Regions from separate parts of the Homo sapiens genome. Here region 2 is linked to region 1. Evidence: chromatin loops called from intact Hi-C (ENCODE). Cell type or tissue: psoas muscle. All regions are shown on one strand. Each heading gives the region's core, and the rest is flanking DNA. Links, peaks and the distances in the headings are about the cores only.

Region 1 (8,337 bases), core at 25-8,024:
TCAAAATGCCTGGGAAGGTTAGAGGTCATATAACCACCTCGGGAGCCTTGTGTGTAAATCGCTCAGCAGCTCTTGCTGGAGTTCAAGGAGATGACAGTTCACTCTTCTTTCCCCATCTGCCTCAGCTGCCCCACGGATGAAACCGTCCTCGTGCATGAGAATGGGAGAGATCACAGGGCAACCTTCCAATTCAATGCTTTCCGGTTCCAGAACATCCCCAAACTCTCCAAGGTGTGGTTACACTGTGAGACGTTCATCTGCGACAGTGAGAAACTCTCCTGCCCAGTGGTGAGCTGCCTCTCTCCAGAAGGACAATGTTACCTAAAGGGTGCCAGTATTGGAGGAGCTGGAGTTTGAGTGGGGAGATCATAACCAGGCCAGGGCAGCTGTGTGCTGAGGACATCTGGAGGAAATGGCACTGAGTATAAGGGCAGATGCTCGTGAGGGCAGATGCTCAGGGCCCTATCTGCCCTGCCTCCAACAACCCACATGGTCTGGCATGTGTCGCCTAACCTGCTGGGACCTGCTTTCTCATCCTTAAGCAAAGTGTGTTAAGTAATGATGGCCCTTCCCTCATCAGAGGGCAGTGTAGGTAAATGAAAGTGATAACAGACTTGGAAATACTTGGAAGAAGTGAAAAGGGCAAGGGAAATTCAAGGTCTAGGTGGCAGGGACAGGCCGTGGAAATAACTCAAAAGGTGGGTGTTTTTAGTCTTGACTGAACAGCCCGAGGGTTCACCTCTGTGACTTCAGAGAGATGCTGCAGAAATTCCCGACACTGGATCATGGCTGATTTGACCACGTGAGAGGAAGGCCTGGGCAGGCTGTGCTTTAACAAGCCAGCAGTCATGCCGGTGCTCACTCAAGCCTGAGAACCACCACTTAGACACTTAGACATGCCAAATCTCAAACTGTTCTCCTTTCTGGTCTCTTTCAACTGGAGACCTCGGTGTTTCCAAAGAGGCTGCTATCCACATAGCCTATAGTAACCAACAAAAATAAGGTCATAATCTCTATTGCTGTTGTTTCATTTGGCCAGAAAATGGTTCTTTATGAGCACAAACAGCAAAAGGGAAAGAAACCAGAGAGTGCAGAGCCAGGGAGAGGAGGGGAGAGACACTGTACAGTTGATCAAAGGATAAGTATCAATGCCATATTTTTAAAAAGAAAGAAAAGAAAATGAACCAGAATACAATTGCAAGTGTCCACTTCTCTAATTATTGTGGTGAGAGTGGTAAGTAGAAGCCTTATCAAAGGAAATGGGATCAATCCCTTCCACACTCAATGACCTCTTCCAGAAGGATTCCCTCTGGCTTGAAGAGTTAACAAAGTAAAGCTTTCTCTTTGTATTCAAGTTGGAGAAGGGATGAACAGTGTGTCTTCTGGGTTATTTTTTAAAAAGGTAACTCATCTCTGTTGACTGGGGAATTGTGACTCCACCCCATTTGTGACCTTTTTAAAATATCTTTTCTTTCTCTTTTCTCCCCTTTGCTCACGCATCATCCCACCTTCCCCGCTTCTCTCCTGTCTGCCTCTCTGGGTCTTCAGACCTGCGATAAACGGAAGCGCCTCCTGCGAGACCAGACCGGGGGAGTCCTGGTCGTGGAGCTCTCCCTGCGGAGTAAGCGTCTCTGTTTTCCTCTGTTTTCCAAACGGTTGAGTTCACGCTGGGCTGCGTCCACAGGCACAGCCGGTTTGAGCATTTTTACTGAATTGCCAAACCAGTCGTGCCTGTGGGCACAACCTTCACCTGCTCCTGGAGTCTTCCAGCCAGGGGTGGGGAACAGCTCAAGCCAAACGAAGGAGTTGAGGTTTGTTATCTACTCTGAAAGTTCTAACTGCACCCTAAATTCAAATACCCCCAAAGAATCAGGAAGTGCTGAGCTTCCAAACAGAGCATGCAGTGAACAATAATAATAGAAAATGAGATGTCATGGGGCCGGGCTCGGTGGCTCACGCCTGTAATCCCAGCACTTTGGGAGGCCGAGGTGGGCAGATCACTTGAGGTCAGGAGTTTGAGACCAGCCTGACCAACATGGTGAAACCCCACCTCTACTAAAAATACAAAATTACCTGGGCTTGGTGGGGCACGCCTGTAATCCCAACTACTCGGGAGGCTAAGGCAGGAGAATCACTTGAATCTGGGAGGCAGAGGTTGCAGTGAGCTGAGATCGCGCCATTGTACTCCAGCCTGGGCAACAAGAGCGAAACTCCGTCTCAAAAAAAAAAAAAAGAAAGAAAGAAAAAGAAGAAAGAAAGAGAGACAGACAGACAGACAGAAAGAAATAAAGAAAGAAAGAAAGAAAGAAAGAAAGAAAGAAAGAAAGAAAGAAAGAAAAGAAAGAAAGAAAGAAAGAAAGAAAGAAAGAAAGAAAGAGAAAGAAAAAAGAAAAGAAAAGAAAGAAGGAAGGAAGGAAGGAAGGAAAAATGAGATGTCATGAGAATGTCATGTGCAAGTCAAAAAACCTTTACTGAGTATCCAGCACTGCCTGGCCTGGCAGGGCACTAGGATTTCAGAAATAAATGTGACCCAAGCAGGCCCTGTCCTCAAGGGATTTACTGTCTAGCAAGGAGAGAGATGTTAGACACTAAGGGAAAGAGAAATTACTGTTAAGGAGGGTGACAGTGGGCTGGTGCCATGGTTGCACAGTTGATCATCACTAATGTGAAAATCCAAAATCCGAATGCTCCCAAATCTGAAACTTTTTGAGCACCCACATGATGCTCAAAGGTCATGCTCACAGGAAATGCTCATTGTAGCATTTTAGATTTCAGATTCCAGGTTTTCCAGTTAGGGATGCTCAACTAGTATAATGCAAAGATTCCAAAATCCAAAAAAAAATCTGAAATCTGAAACACTTCTGGTCCCAAGCATTTTGGATAAGGGATATTCATCCTGAATGGAGCAAAGGGATTCAACCTAGTACAGGGCTTGCAGAAGAGCTCTGCTGACAATCTCCAAGTGAGACCTGAAGGATAGTGTGACATGAAGGGTGGGCAAAACCTGTGGGAAGGCGGGAAGCTGTAGCGGCTCTATCTTAGAGGACAGTCACCAAGCTATGGCCAAGGGCCAAGGCCCAGGTGCCACCTGGTTTTGTGGCCTGGGAATTAAGAACAGTTTTCACGTTTTTATGTGGTTCAAAAAAAGAATCAAAACAACAATATTTCGTGACATGTAGAAATTACGTGAAATTCAGGGCCAGGCATGGTGGCTCATGCCTCTAATTCCAGCACTTTGGGAGGCCAAGGCGGGCAGATCACCTGAGGTCAGGAGTTCGAGACCAGCCTGGCCCTGTCCCTACTAGAATACAAAAATTATCCGGGAGTGGTGGTGCACACTTGTAGTCCCAGTACTTGGGAGGCTGAGGCCAGAGAATCACTTGAACCTGGGAGGCAGAGGTTGCAGTGAGCAGAGATCACGCTACTACACTCTAGCCTGGGCAACAAGAGTGAAACTCTGTCTCAAAAAAAAAAAAAAAATTATATGAAATTCAAATTTCAGTGCCTTTAAAGAAAGTTTTATTAGAACACAGCAACACTCGTTCATGTAGATATTGTCTACAGCAGTGCACTGCAACTACAGGTGGATTTGTGGTAGCAGAGATGGGATGGCCTGCAAAGCTGACAAAATGTACTATTTACTTTTTTCTTTTCAGAAAGCTTACCAACCCCTGCTTTGGAGAGAAAGCGTTGTGAGATGAAACTTTGTAAACCCCCAGTATAAACTGTCTGAAAGGCAATGGAGCACCTGATGGTTTAATCAGGGGAGGATTGTGGTCAGGTTTTGTGTTTTATTTATTTATTTATATTTATTTTTTTGAGACCGTGTCGCCCAGGTTGGAGTGCAATGACGTGATCTCAGCTTCAAGCAATTCTCCTGACTCAGCCTCCTGAGTAGCTGGGATTACAGGCACGTGCCACCACATCTGGTTCATTTTTGTATTTTTGGTAGAGACAGGGTTTCATCATGTTGCCCAAGCTGGTTTCGAGCTCCCAACCTCAAGTGACCCGCCCACCTGGGCCTCCCAAAGTGCTGGGATTACAAGTGTGAGCCGCAGCCCCCAGCCAGGTTTTGTGTTGTAGAAACATCACTCTGAGACTTCTCCTTTCCATGATCTTTTCTTAAACTTTCTGCATTCTCTCTTTACTCACTACAGGCAGGGGATTTTCCAGTCTCTATAGCTTCTCAGGTAAGGAAAAGAGACACTTCTGGGATTTCGTGGGGCTATGCTGTTAAAAGGCAGAGAGTGTTTTAAGAGAAGCTTAACTTTGGCCCCGGCAAAACTTTTAAGGATTGAAAATTATACTTTAAAGCACACCTGAGTGGCGCAGAGGGGGCGAGATCAAGAGGTCTCCCTCTGACCAGCCCCTGAACTCTGAAGAGAGGGAGGAACCGAAGGTAAATCGGATGAAGCAGAACTGGACCTCACTTCCCCAAGTCTTAGTAAAGCCATCCCCAGATGGCTTCCCTTGGATTCCAACATTTACAGAACAAGATTTTCAGTGATCTGTTCATTCAACAAATATTTGAATTCTTGTTATGGCTCTGTCTTTTATTAACTGAGTGACCTTGGGCAATGACCTCACCCCTCCTCCATACCCTAGTTTCCTCTGTGAAATTGGGCTAATAATTGCCCCTATCTACATGGCTGTGGTATAGATATTTAATTACAGCTAAGGGCACTGAACAATGCCCAGCAAACAGCAAACACCCAGTCAGGGTCAGCCATGATTATGATGACTGTACTGGGAACTGGTCTTGTGGCTACTGCCGTGAACAAGACAGACAAGGCCCCTTCCCTTGCCAATATGTGTAGAGTATTTGGGGTTCAATGGGGGACGTGATTTAGAGAGCAGCCAGGGAAGCCCCTTAGAGGAAGAAACATTTCAGCTAAGACCCAAGATCTCACCTGAATGATAAGAAGGAAGCAACTACATGAGGAGATGGGGTAAGACAGTTCACTTATTAATAATCTCACAGACAGATTTTGCTCTCATCATTACAGGAGAATCATGTAAATCAACTTTTAAAATTCCAATCCTAGATTCTCATCGTTTTTAAGTTCTACACTGAAAGCCCTAGAGTACCATGCACCATCACTGATTTCTATTTGTCAGAGGTCCACAACCTAGGTTTATCTGTCAGGTTCTTTGTACTGATAAATGTGAGCTACAGAATCCCCAAGGGATGAACAAAATCGACTTTGTCTAAAATGTGTGGAATTTTATGAAGACCCCTGAGTTAACTCTTCTGTTGAGTTGGCTTTACCCTTGTAGAACTGTCTCTGAGTGCCATCTCCCTCCCCTTCTGGTCCACAGATGTTCTCCACCACCTCATCATGATGTTGGGGATTTGTGCCGTGTTATAGGAGTTAGCCAGGCAGCTGCCGCTCCTCCACCCACAATAGTCCTCAGCGAATGACAAACACATTTATTGTGCTGCCAAAAAGAACAAACAGAAGACCACATTGTTGGGGGGCAGAGAATAGCACTTTGCCAAATATGCACTCCAATAATTTCTGTGAATTTGGTGATGCCTTTTTCTTTCTAAGAAAAACTTAGGCTACTTCCCGTGGCCCTTAGATCTCACAGTCCTTCTACAGCTGGGGGAGGAGCCTCCTTTCTCCATACTCAAGTCAGGGCTGCAGTAAATTCCTTTGAAAGCTATTTTAACTTTAAAAGGTTAGCAGACCCAACCAAGTACTGCTGAGCATTTTGAAGAGAATGTAGGGTGCAACTACAAAGTCAACACTAAATGCACAACGCACATTAATAGCTGACTTTGCCAAAAAGGAGCTTTGTCATTGAGGCAGTGTCATTCTACTTAAGGACCAGAGCTGAGCCCCCACGCAGGGAGTTCCAATCTTTCAACTGATGACATGGGAGATGATGTGGGATTCAGAGTGGAATACAATAGTTTTGCTCAAACCTAATGATATAAAGGAAATAGATTCTTGAAAGCCCCTAGTACTGACCTAATTTGTTTTTATTATACCATTTGTTAAATATATAAACATGATATAGGTAGAAACTCCTTGTTTTTATAGCAGATGTATACTTCTAAAGTCAAAAGAAAATTACAAATTAAATAGGAATATTTACAAAAAGAATAATCACAAGAAGAATACAACTCACATTAATTTAACCTAATAACACGGCATTGCCCCAGTGAAACTGCTGCTGGAAACATGACTATAAAGTGACTCCAATGACACAAGTGCTGTGAGTTTGGTGACCCAATCCTACAGATAAATGCCTTGTGACACTCAATGCTATTTTTTCTCTATTTGCTCTACTAAGAAGTTTTCATTTATAAGAAATGGTCTGATCTCATTTAGCTTTTACTTAAACATCGAAGCTTACATCTGTTTTTGTCTCATTCACTTACAATCATTAGAATGAAGCTAACACAAAATCAGAAACACAAATGCAAATGCAGCCAATGAAAGCATGCAGTAGCACATCTTGGTAACTGGCCACCCCAGTGATCCAGAATATGCCCATATAAATGATTTACATTGTCAACAAAATACAAACTGAATGAACCAATTCTGGTAGAGAATTGGCTGGATTGTGATAGGAAAAGGCAGAGTTCTAAGTCCTTAGTTATGTAAAGACTTAATTAGTAGGCTTATAATTTGAAAACAACACATGGGTTTGTCTCTCTGTATTTAAGGTATTTGAGAAGTTTTGCAATTTGCAGTTTGATGATTCTTTTACAACTTGTGTTAGTGAACTCAGAGATTAAACTAGTTATGAAATCTCCGGATACATGAAGTGTATGTTTGTTTAGTAATAGGCTAAAGTAAAATGACTCAATTTGGTCTAGACTTGGTCTCTAAGCTGGAGTTCCAACGAGTTTAGGATCTCTTCTTTCTGTAAATTCAGAGTTTTTATAGTCAGGAAAAACAGAAGACATATTTTATTGGTTCTAGTAGAAAACTCTTAAATAGCATACTCATAGCCATGTTCAAATCCTTTGCTGTCAGAATAAACCAATGTTGTATTAGTTTTGCTGTATTTCATCATTGTGTTTTATGATCTTGTATCTCTACCTGGCGCTATGGAATAAATAAAATGCCTTAAAATAAATAACCTATGACTACAGTTTACAGTGTTAATATATCATGTTGACAGCTAATTCCCCAATTCTCCCAGGGGTTTCTACAACTAGAGCTTCGTAGACTCGCATATATGCCACAGACTTTTTTTTTTTTTTTTTTTTTTTGAGATGGAGTCTCGCTCTGTCACCACCCAGGCTGGAGTGCAGTGGCGTGATCTCAGCTCACTGCAAGCTCTGCCTCCCAGGTTCACACCATTCTCCTGTCTCAGCCTCCCAAGTAGCTGGGACTACAGGTGCCCGCCACCACACCCAGCTAATTTTTTGTATTTTTAGTAGAGATGGGGTTTCACCATGTTAGCCAGGATGGTCTCAATCTCCTGATCTCGTGATCTACCTGCCTCAGCCTCCCAAAGTGCTGGAATTACAGGCATGAGCCACTGCACCCGGCTTGCCACAGACTTCTAATTATTCTATCCTACCTTTACATTTAAAAAACTCCCAGTATTGGGTTTCTGATGCAAGGAGGTAAAGCCAATCTGTATGATTAACATTTTGGGGAAAAGGTCTTTTGGGTCATCCCTGCCTATAGAGCCCGAATGTCTCTCACCAGTGACTGGATGTGTTTTGACTTGACATTAACTAACAACCTCATGATGTTTGATTACCCTTCTTGTCTCATAACTTCTTCTTTGAGAAAATAAGACAAGGTACTCTCAAAACAATCTCTTGTAAATTCTCAGTAGTTCTAAACACAATTAGAAACATTAAGAAAAAGAAGAAAACTAATTCTCCCCCAGGTATCCTTAGCTGACATAGAACAAATACTGAATATAGATTTAGAAAAGTGTTCTTATCAAAATTCTTAGTTGTGATCCATAAAGACAGTCTCGCTCTCTCTTTCTCCATGTGCATATGTGTGTGTATGTATGCACGTGTGTGTGTATATATATGAGGGTGTGCATACATATATATGTGCATGTGTGCACACGTGGATGTCTGCATATGCACACGTGTGTTTTTGTGTGTATGTGTGTCTAGATGCCAAATGCTTATGATGTTCAATAAGAAAGGCAGAACTAAATCTATATTACATGAACATAACTTACATAAGCACATGGGCTAGGGCTGGAAGAAAAACAGACACACACACACAATACAAAGACAGGATAATAATAGGCAATTGCCCTACCTGGCCCCATTCCTTCATCTGTGTATTATTTTCTAATGTTCTTTTAATGTCACAGTGATGGACTGCTTAGTTACTGCTACGCTTT
Region 2 (8,337 bases), core at 205-8,204, 100 kb before region 1:
GCATAGTATTCCATGGCATTCTTATTCACAAAAACAGAGGTGGCATGTATAGGAATCCTACTATTAATTGGGATGTACTTCAAGATTACAACATGGCTGCCATTTACACATGTCAAAATCATAATTATTGTGAACCATTAATTACAAATCACAAAATTACACTGTCCACAATTGTGAAGGGTCTTGGAATGTTTAAAGTAAACTCAATTTATGGTTTTTATCTCTCTGTGCCTCATTTTCCTTATCCATGAAACAAAGCTAATAATAGTACCTACTTTATAGTACTAAAAGGATTAAGAGTTAAAATATGTAAGGCACTGAGACAACACCTGGCACAGAGTGGGTACTAGGTAATGTTTGCAGTTCCTAGGAAAATGTCCAGTCCCCTCAAAGTCTGAAGGTTCCATTGGATCCAGATATCAGTCCCACTTGCTTTCACAGATCATAGCTGGTAAAAGGTGTATTTCAGAATCACAGCGTTCTCCAGATTCAACTTCAGCATGTTTTTCGTTTCCAGGTATAAACGTGCATAGTTTTCCTTTAACAACTATACTACTGATTGAGTCAGTAAAGTCTTTAAAGCAGTAGTTCCTCACTTTTTGGCATCTGGGAACAGTTCGATTATCTGATGAAACTCCAGGCTCTTTCCCAGAAAAAAAGTACATGTAAAAAATTACATTCCATTTCAGCAGTTTCATAACCTCCCTCCAAGGTCATCCATGGACCCCAGATTAAGAATCAGTGTTTGCAGTACAGCTATTATGGAAAACAGTATGGGGTGGTTCCTCAAAAAATTTAAAATAGAGCTACTATATGATTCAGCAAGCCCACTTCTGGATGCATATCCAAACGAATTGAAATTGCTGTATTAAAGAGAGATTTGTACTCCCATGTTCATTGCAGCATTATTCACAATAGCCAAGATATTAAAGCAACCTATGTGTCCGTTGATGGAAGAGTGGGTAAAGAAAGTATGGTGTATATACACAACGGACTACTCTTCAGCCTTGAAAAAAGAAGAAAATCCTGTCATTTGCAATGACATGGATAAACCTAGAGGACATTATTTTTATTTTGTTGTTGTTGTTTTGTTTTTTTTTTTGTTTTGAGACGGAGTCTTGCTCTGTCGCCAGGCTGGAGTGCAGTGGCACCATCTCGGCTCACTGCATCCTCCGCCTCCTGGGTTCAAGCAATTCTCCTGCCTCAGCCTCCCGAGTAGCTGGGACTACAGACACACGCCGCCACGCCTGGCTAATGTGTGTGTGTGTGTGTGTGTGTGTGTGTGTGTGTGTGTGTATTTTAGTAGAGATGGGGTTTCACCATGTTGCCCAGGCTGGTCTCAAACTCCTGAGCTCAGGCAATCCGCCTGCCTCGGCCTTCCAAAGTGCCAGAATTACAGGCATAAGCCACTGCGCCCAGCCACCTGGAGGGCATTATTATATTAAGTGAAATAAGCCAGGCACAGACAGACAAATATGCATAATCTCACTTATATGTGGGATACAGAAATGTTGAACTCAAAGAAGCAGAGAGTAGAATGGTGGTTATCAGCAGCTGCAGGAGGAGATGGGAAATGAGATGTTGGTCAAAGGGTAGAAAGTTTCCGTTAGGAGGAGTAAGTTCCTGGAGATCTCTTGTACAGCATAGTGACTATAGCTAATAATAATGTATACTTGCAAATTGTTAAGAGAATAGATTTTAAATATTCCCACCACAAAAAATTAAGTATGTGAGGTGGTGAATATGTTAATTAGCTCGATTTAATCATTCCACAATGTACATGTGTTAGTCTGTTCTCACGCTGCTGATAAAGGTAATTTATAAAGGAAAGAGGCTTAATTGATTCACAGTTCCACATGGCTGGGGAGGCCTCACAATCATGATGGAAGGTAAATGAGGAGCAAAGTCACATCTTACGTGGCAGCAGGCAAGAGAGCTTGTGCAGGGGAACTCCCATTTATAAAACTATCAGATCTCATGAGACTTATTCCCTACCATGGGAACAGTATGGGGGAACCGCCCCCCATGATTCAATTATCTCCACCTGGCCCTGCACTTGACACGTGGGGATTATTACAATTCAAGGTGAGATTTGGGTGGGGACACAGCCAAACCATATAAGTATACATATCAAAACATCACATTGTACACCATAAATATATACAATTGTTGTCAACTAAATCAAAAAAGAATCACTGTATGAAAGCATGGCTTGGAAGACAGCCACACTTGGATCTTGTTCTTTTAACAATGTTAAAGCAACTGGAGACAGGAGTACATATTTACACATTGTAAGTGGAGACAGGAACACATATTTACACATTGTAAAGGAAATATATATATATATATATATATATATATATATATATATATATTTCAGTCCACACTATATGTATATATATATATATATAGAGAGAGAGAGAGAGAGAGAGAGAATAGTTTTCCTTCAACAACTATACTGTTGATCGTTTTTGAGACAGAGTCTCACTGTTGCCGAGATTGGAGTGCAGTGGCACAATCTTGGCTCACTGCAACCTTGACTTCCCCATCTCAAGCTATCATCCCACTTCAGCCTCTCGAGTAGCTGGGACCACAGGTGCATGCCACCAGGCTCAGCTAATTTTTGTTTTTATTTTTTGTAGAGACAGTGTCTCACTATGTTGCCCAGGCTGGTCTCGAACTCCTGGGCTCAAGGGATCCTCCTGCCTTGGCCTTCCAAAGTGCTGGGATTACAGGCATGAACAACCATGCCCGGCTTTGTAAGGGAAATATTAATTACTATTAGTGAGCTAAGTACTTCCAATAAAAAGTTTTGCTGATGGTGAAGAAGATGAAGAAGGAGAATGAAGAAGAGAACAAGCAGAGGAAGAGAAGGAGTCATTCAAAATGGATAAAGGTAAGCAAACTGAAGGGATACTTTTACCTCTAAATGAGCCACAAGTATGCAATAGTGTTTTGCTACTGTGGAATACTGTGTAGCTATTATTAGCAACTCTGGAGGCAGTTTGAGCAACTGATTATATCTAAGGCCTTCTTTTAAACCTTAAACAGGTAAAATATTTTTATGGGGCTGTCCACAACTGTTCAATGAATCAGACATAAAAGAAATGCTAATTATGGGAACTGAGCTGTGAATTCTGAGTGACCCTAGAGACAAAATGCTTATCTGGTGGTCTTATGTTGCTGGACATTTATTAGAGTTTTGAGATTACATTAACTGATTTTCACCTTAAGTGCTCTACCTGGAGAAGCAGTAAAAGCTTCTGAAAAGGAATTATTTTAAAGAGGTAGTGACATTGGCCAGAAGATGTGTCTGCTGAATCAGGGGGCAGTGTGAGGAGAAGAACCCAAGTAGGGTGTGATGGGCTTGCCACAGCCAAGAGCTGCCACTTTGATCAGGACTCACGAGGACCCTACTCATTCCTCTGTTCAAGAGTGGCCAATGCCTGAGACCAAAGAGGATGGATGATGATACTTAGAACAAATATCATAGAATAAGGTCAAGGTCCCACTTACACTTCTGCTCTTTCATGGTCTCAGCTTGCATCCCTGCCTCTGAGCCAATTATCTTTTCAGGAACTACAAGCTCTCACATTGTTTTGCCCCTGCCTACCTCTCCTCCCTGGTCCTCTATCACTCTCCCTTGCCTTACTCAACCCTCGTCCCCAAGGTCATCTCTCTGTTCCTGGACCATCCCCAGCTCATCACTGGCTCAGAGACTGTGTGGTTATGGTCCCTTCTCCCAGGACATTCCTTCTGCAGACATTTGCATGGCTGATTCATTATTATTTTTAGACCTTAACTTGGCTAGCAACTTTCTGTCCCTTGCCTTGTCACTTTCTTCTATATCATCCTATTTATTTTATTTATAGCACTTAACCCTCTCTGAAAATAACCTGTTGATTTTTTTTTCTTGACCATTGTCTATCTTCCTCATTAGAATGTGAGCTCCATAAGAGCAGGAACTTTCTACATTTTAGTCACTGCGTAGTCCCCAGGCCTATCATAGAAAAAGCACCAAATATATATTTGTTGGATAAAAGAATGAAAGATCATCAGCATAGCTACCATTTATTGAGCATTTACTCTGTGCCAGGCACAAGGCTGTAGGTTTTTCAATTAACTTGCACAACAGCCCTCCAAGATAGGTATTTATCATTCCCATGGTACAGGTTAGGTTTTGCAGAGAGCTTATGCAACTTTCCCAATGTCACAGCTAGCAAGGAACCAAGACTTGATTTGAACCCAGATGTATCTGACTCCAACACTCATTCTCTAAGTCAAAATCAGCACTTTTTAAAAAATCAATGGCCAGATAGTAAATATTTTAGGCTTTGTGGGCTATATGGTCCTGGTCACAACTACTCAACCCTTTTGTAGCATAAAAGCAGCCTTAGACAGTATATAAGAAAATCGATGTGCTGTGTGCCAATAAAACTTTATTCATCAAACAGATAGTGAGCAGTATTTGGCCCAGGAGCCATAGTTACCAATCTCTCCATTAAGTCATTGTTCTATATATGCTATTCTAGAAAGGGGTTTAAAAATGAGGGGGTGAAGAAAAGAAGAACATTCAAATGTGTACTATGTTCATGGTAAGCCCTCTTTTAATAAGTAAGACAGCAGGTAGATAACTGTTAAGTTTAAAAAGGCAAAATAGGAAATTGAGTTCTAATAGGAATTATGACTCCAAACCTTTTGACTGAATTATAACCATCACTTAAGACTACAGTAGAGTTTAATTCAAATAATCTATGACATTTTAAGCAAGGTTCCATTCGCATTGTAGTTATGCATAATTTTACATGCTGACACCATAAAATACCTACATAAATTTTCATCTCAAGCATGTCCAAAATAGTACCAAGCCACTCTGTTAAAAACCCTTCTTCTTTCAACCATGGAGCCTGGACACCTCAGTCTTTCCTTCTCAAGCAAACTTATGAGTCACTGGCCAGGGGTAAAAGGCAAGATATGAATCACGGGTCTGAGCCAGCCTAGAGAAATCTAAAATCTCATTTGGAAAGGTGAACATTATTTGTGCTCTGTTGTTTAGTAATTCAGAGTGGTTCTTAAGACCGAATATCAGCATTGAAGCAAAATATCAACTCGCCATCCCTTGGGTCTAGGCTGGGAGTCAGGGGCTGAACTTTGAGAAGGTGGGAGAACAATGGACAAAGGAGGTAGTTTCAGTGGTGCTTGACGGTGTGTAAGCAATGGGTTAGTGTGAGCTGGAGTGTAGAGGACAGGCCTCCTCTCAGCGCTGTGGTAGGGGGAGCAGAGGGGAGGGAGAGAGAAGCAGTGAAACACTCAGTCTCCTCTTCCTGTTTCATCTAGCTAAGATGGAAATATAGAAACCCCCTTCTCTGGGGTAGCCCTAGGTATTTAGGAAAGTATTAGACAAAATATTCATTTCTCTCTTATCCTGAAGAAAGAGTCCCTCTAAAAACAAGCCTCCAAAAAAGATTCCCTCTGCAAATAGCACACTGGTCTAACACCTTATTCTCCTTAATTTTTGTGTAATTTTCTAAACATGGGCCATAAATGTTTGAGCAGAAAAGCAGCCCCAGCATGGGAGAACCAGCATCTGAAGGGGACTCTGGAGAGGGGCAATCTGCCCCTGCTCTGCCAACAGCCAGCATTGAGGTCCTAGTTACTAAGGCTTTCCCACTCTGCCCCTTTCTAAGCCTTTTTTCTTGTCAGTAACAGAATGAGTCAACCTCAAATTTTTCACCCACTCAAACTTCTGCTTTTGTTATCTGTTTAACATGTTATATTCATTAGTGTTTAGAGTTACCATTTAAGATGATACACATTACTAACAATAATGGATTTCTAGTGAGCACTTAGTATTTACCAGGACTGTGCCACACGCTCTCCATACACTCTGTTATTTAATTCTCATAACTGTCCAACTCGAGAAAGACCCTTATGATTACAGACTTGTCAGATATGATGCTGCGGTTCAGGAAGAAGAACTAAGTTTCCCAAGGTCACACAGGGAGTAGGTGGCAAAGCTGGGATTTGAGGCAGAGTCTGTTTTTTAAAGAACTACTCTGTCTTCATGTTCCTTGGAGCCCCTAGTCAGTGTCTCACTGAGAGGAGGGTACAGCTTCAAACTCCCTCACCCTGAATTCCTTCTCACTGTGACATGAGGCCTCTCTCTATGCCAGGCTACCAAACACCAAGGTGTATTCCGTGGAGGAGATGGCACAGCAGCTGCTGTCAATATCCAAAGCATGGTGTCTTGAGACACTAAGAACCCGTGCCTAATCAGTGCCTCCAGGAGGAGCATGCTGCTAATGCACATGGTAGAAGGTCCCTTGTCCTCAATTCCTATTGCCATTGTCCTGCTCAAGCACACAGATAGAACAATGCTGTCTGCAAATCTCTGGTTATTACAGAATTTTTTCTTTGTTCTTTTTTTTTTTTTTTTTTGATAGGAAGAGACAACCCTTTCAAGGATGGCCCAACTTCAACCGTCTGGTGACACAAGAGATCTGGGGGCTCTTCTTGAAATAGACAGTTGGGGATTTTAAGATGATATATCAGCACTGGCTTGAGTGGGAAGAGGGTTGGGAGTGGGTAGGGGAAGAAGAGTAGGTTGTAAAGATAGAGCAACACTGGCAAAGCTAATGATTTTCACAGATCTGACTCCCTCGGTGGTTGGGGAGAGAAGTTTATTTATTGCATGTCTACTATGATCTGTTGTTTTCCTATAAACTGGGCATTAGGTTCTGACAACAGTGTGAAAATCTGATGTTTTACAGATGAGGAAATGAAGCTCACATGGCTAGTAAGAATCAAAACAGGCTGTGGGCTGTTTATAGGAAAACAACAGATCATAGTAGACATGCAATAAATAAACTTCTCTCATACTGAATGGGCAAAAACTGGAAGCATTCCCTTTGAAAACTGGCACAAGACAGGGATGCCCTCTCTCACCGCTCCTATTCAACATAGTGTTGGAAGTTCTGGCCAGGGCAATCAGGCAGGAGAAGGAAATAAAGGGTATTCAATTAGGAAAAGAGGAAGTCAAATTGTCCCTGTTTGCAGACGACATGATTGTTTATCTAGAAAACCCCATCGTCTCAGCCCAAAATCTCCTTAAGCTGATAAGCAACTTCAGCAAAGTCTCAGGATACAAAATCAATGTACAAAAATCACAAGCATTCTTATACACCAACAACAGACAAACAGAGAGCCAAATCATGAGTGAACTCCCATTCACAATTGCTTCAAAGAGAATAAAATACCTAGGAATCCAACTTACAAGGGATGTGAAGGACCTCTTCAAGGAGAACTACAAACCACTGCTCAAGGAAATAAAAGAGGACACAAACAAATGGAAGAACATTCCATGCTCATGGGTAGGAAGAATCAATATCGTGAAAATGGCCATACTGCCCAAGGTAATTTACAGATTCAATGCCATCCCCATCAAGCTACCAATGACTTTCTTCACAGAATTGGAAAAAACTACTTTAAAGTTCATATGGAACCAAAAAAGAGCCCGCATCGCCAAGTCAATCCTAAGCCAAAAGAACAAAGCTGGAGGCATCACACTACCTGACTTCAAACTATACTACAAGGCTACAGTAACCAAAACAGCATGGTACTGGTACCAAAACAGAGATATAGATCAATGGAACAGAACAGAGCCCTCAGAAATAATGCCGCATATCTACAACTATCTGATCTTTGACAAACCTGAGAAAAACAAGCAATGGGGAAAGGATTCCCTATTTAATAAATGTTGCTGGGAAAACTGGCTAGCCATATGTAGAAAGCTGAAACTGGATCCCTTCCTTACACCTTATACAAAAATCAATTCAAGATGGATTAAAGATTTAAACGTTAGACCTAAAACCATAAAAACCCTAGAAGAAAACCTAGGCATTACCATTCAGGACATAGGCGTGGGCAAGGACTTCATGTCCAAAACACCAAAAGCAATGGCAACAAAAGCCAAAATTGACAAATGGGATCTAATTAAACTAAAGAGCTTCTGCACAGCAAAAGAAACTACCATCAGAGTGAACAGGCAACCTACAACATGGGAGAAAATTTTTGCAACCTACTCATCTGACAAAGGGCTAATATCCAGAATCTACAATGAACTCAAACAAATTTACAAGAAAAAAACAAACAACCCCATCAAAAAGTGGGCGAAGGACATGAACAGACACTTCTCAAAAGAAGACATTTATGCAGCCAAAAAACACATGAAAAAATGCTCATCATCACTGGCCATCAGAGAAATGCAAATCAAAACCACTATGAGATATCATCTCACACCAGTTAGAATGGCAATCATTAAAAAGTCAGGAAACAACA

What was found. Hi-C counts contacts between places; a loop is a spot of excess contacts. Peaks named below come from ENCODE experiments on the same cell type or tissue, not always from the same donor. Only the 100,000 strongest peaks of a DNase experiment are listed, where the experiment ranks them.
Region 2: a loop joins it to region 1, with 3 times the contacts of the local background. A loop is called at or near these places in 11 of 110 quality-filtered maps.

What each region holds. Positions count from the first base shown.
Region 1 is chr10:112,297,944-112,306,280 of GRCh38, forward strand. TECTB (tectorin beta) reads left to right here. Exons shown (of 11, transcript NM_058222.3): 8 at 126-288; 9 at 1,549-1,621; 10 at 4,158-4,190; 11 at 5,320-7,095. The coding sequence ends at 5,369. It overlaps MIR6715A (microRNA 6715a), which reads left to right and starts at 1,669; the gene lies at 1,669-1,747. It overlaps MIR6715B (microRNA 6715b), which reads right to left and starts at 1,745; the gene lies at 1,669-1,745. RefSeq lists an enhancer at 4,428-4,722. In psoas muscle, for the core only: no CTCF peak of the experiment used is centred there; no DNase peak of the experiment used is centred there.
Region 2 is chr10:112,197,835-112,206,171 of GRCh38, forward strand. It overlaps a transcript of GPAM not described here. Among named protein-coding and RNA genes, the nearest start is that of GPAM, 18 kb to the left of the region's middle. RefSeq lists an enhancer at 4,800-4,849. In psoas muscle, for the core only: no CTCF peak of the experiment used is centred there; no DNase peak of the experiment used is centred there; H3K27ac peaks cover 344 bases.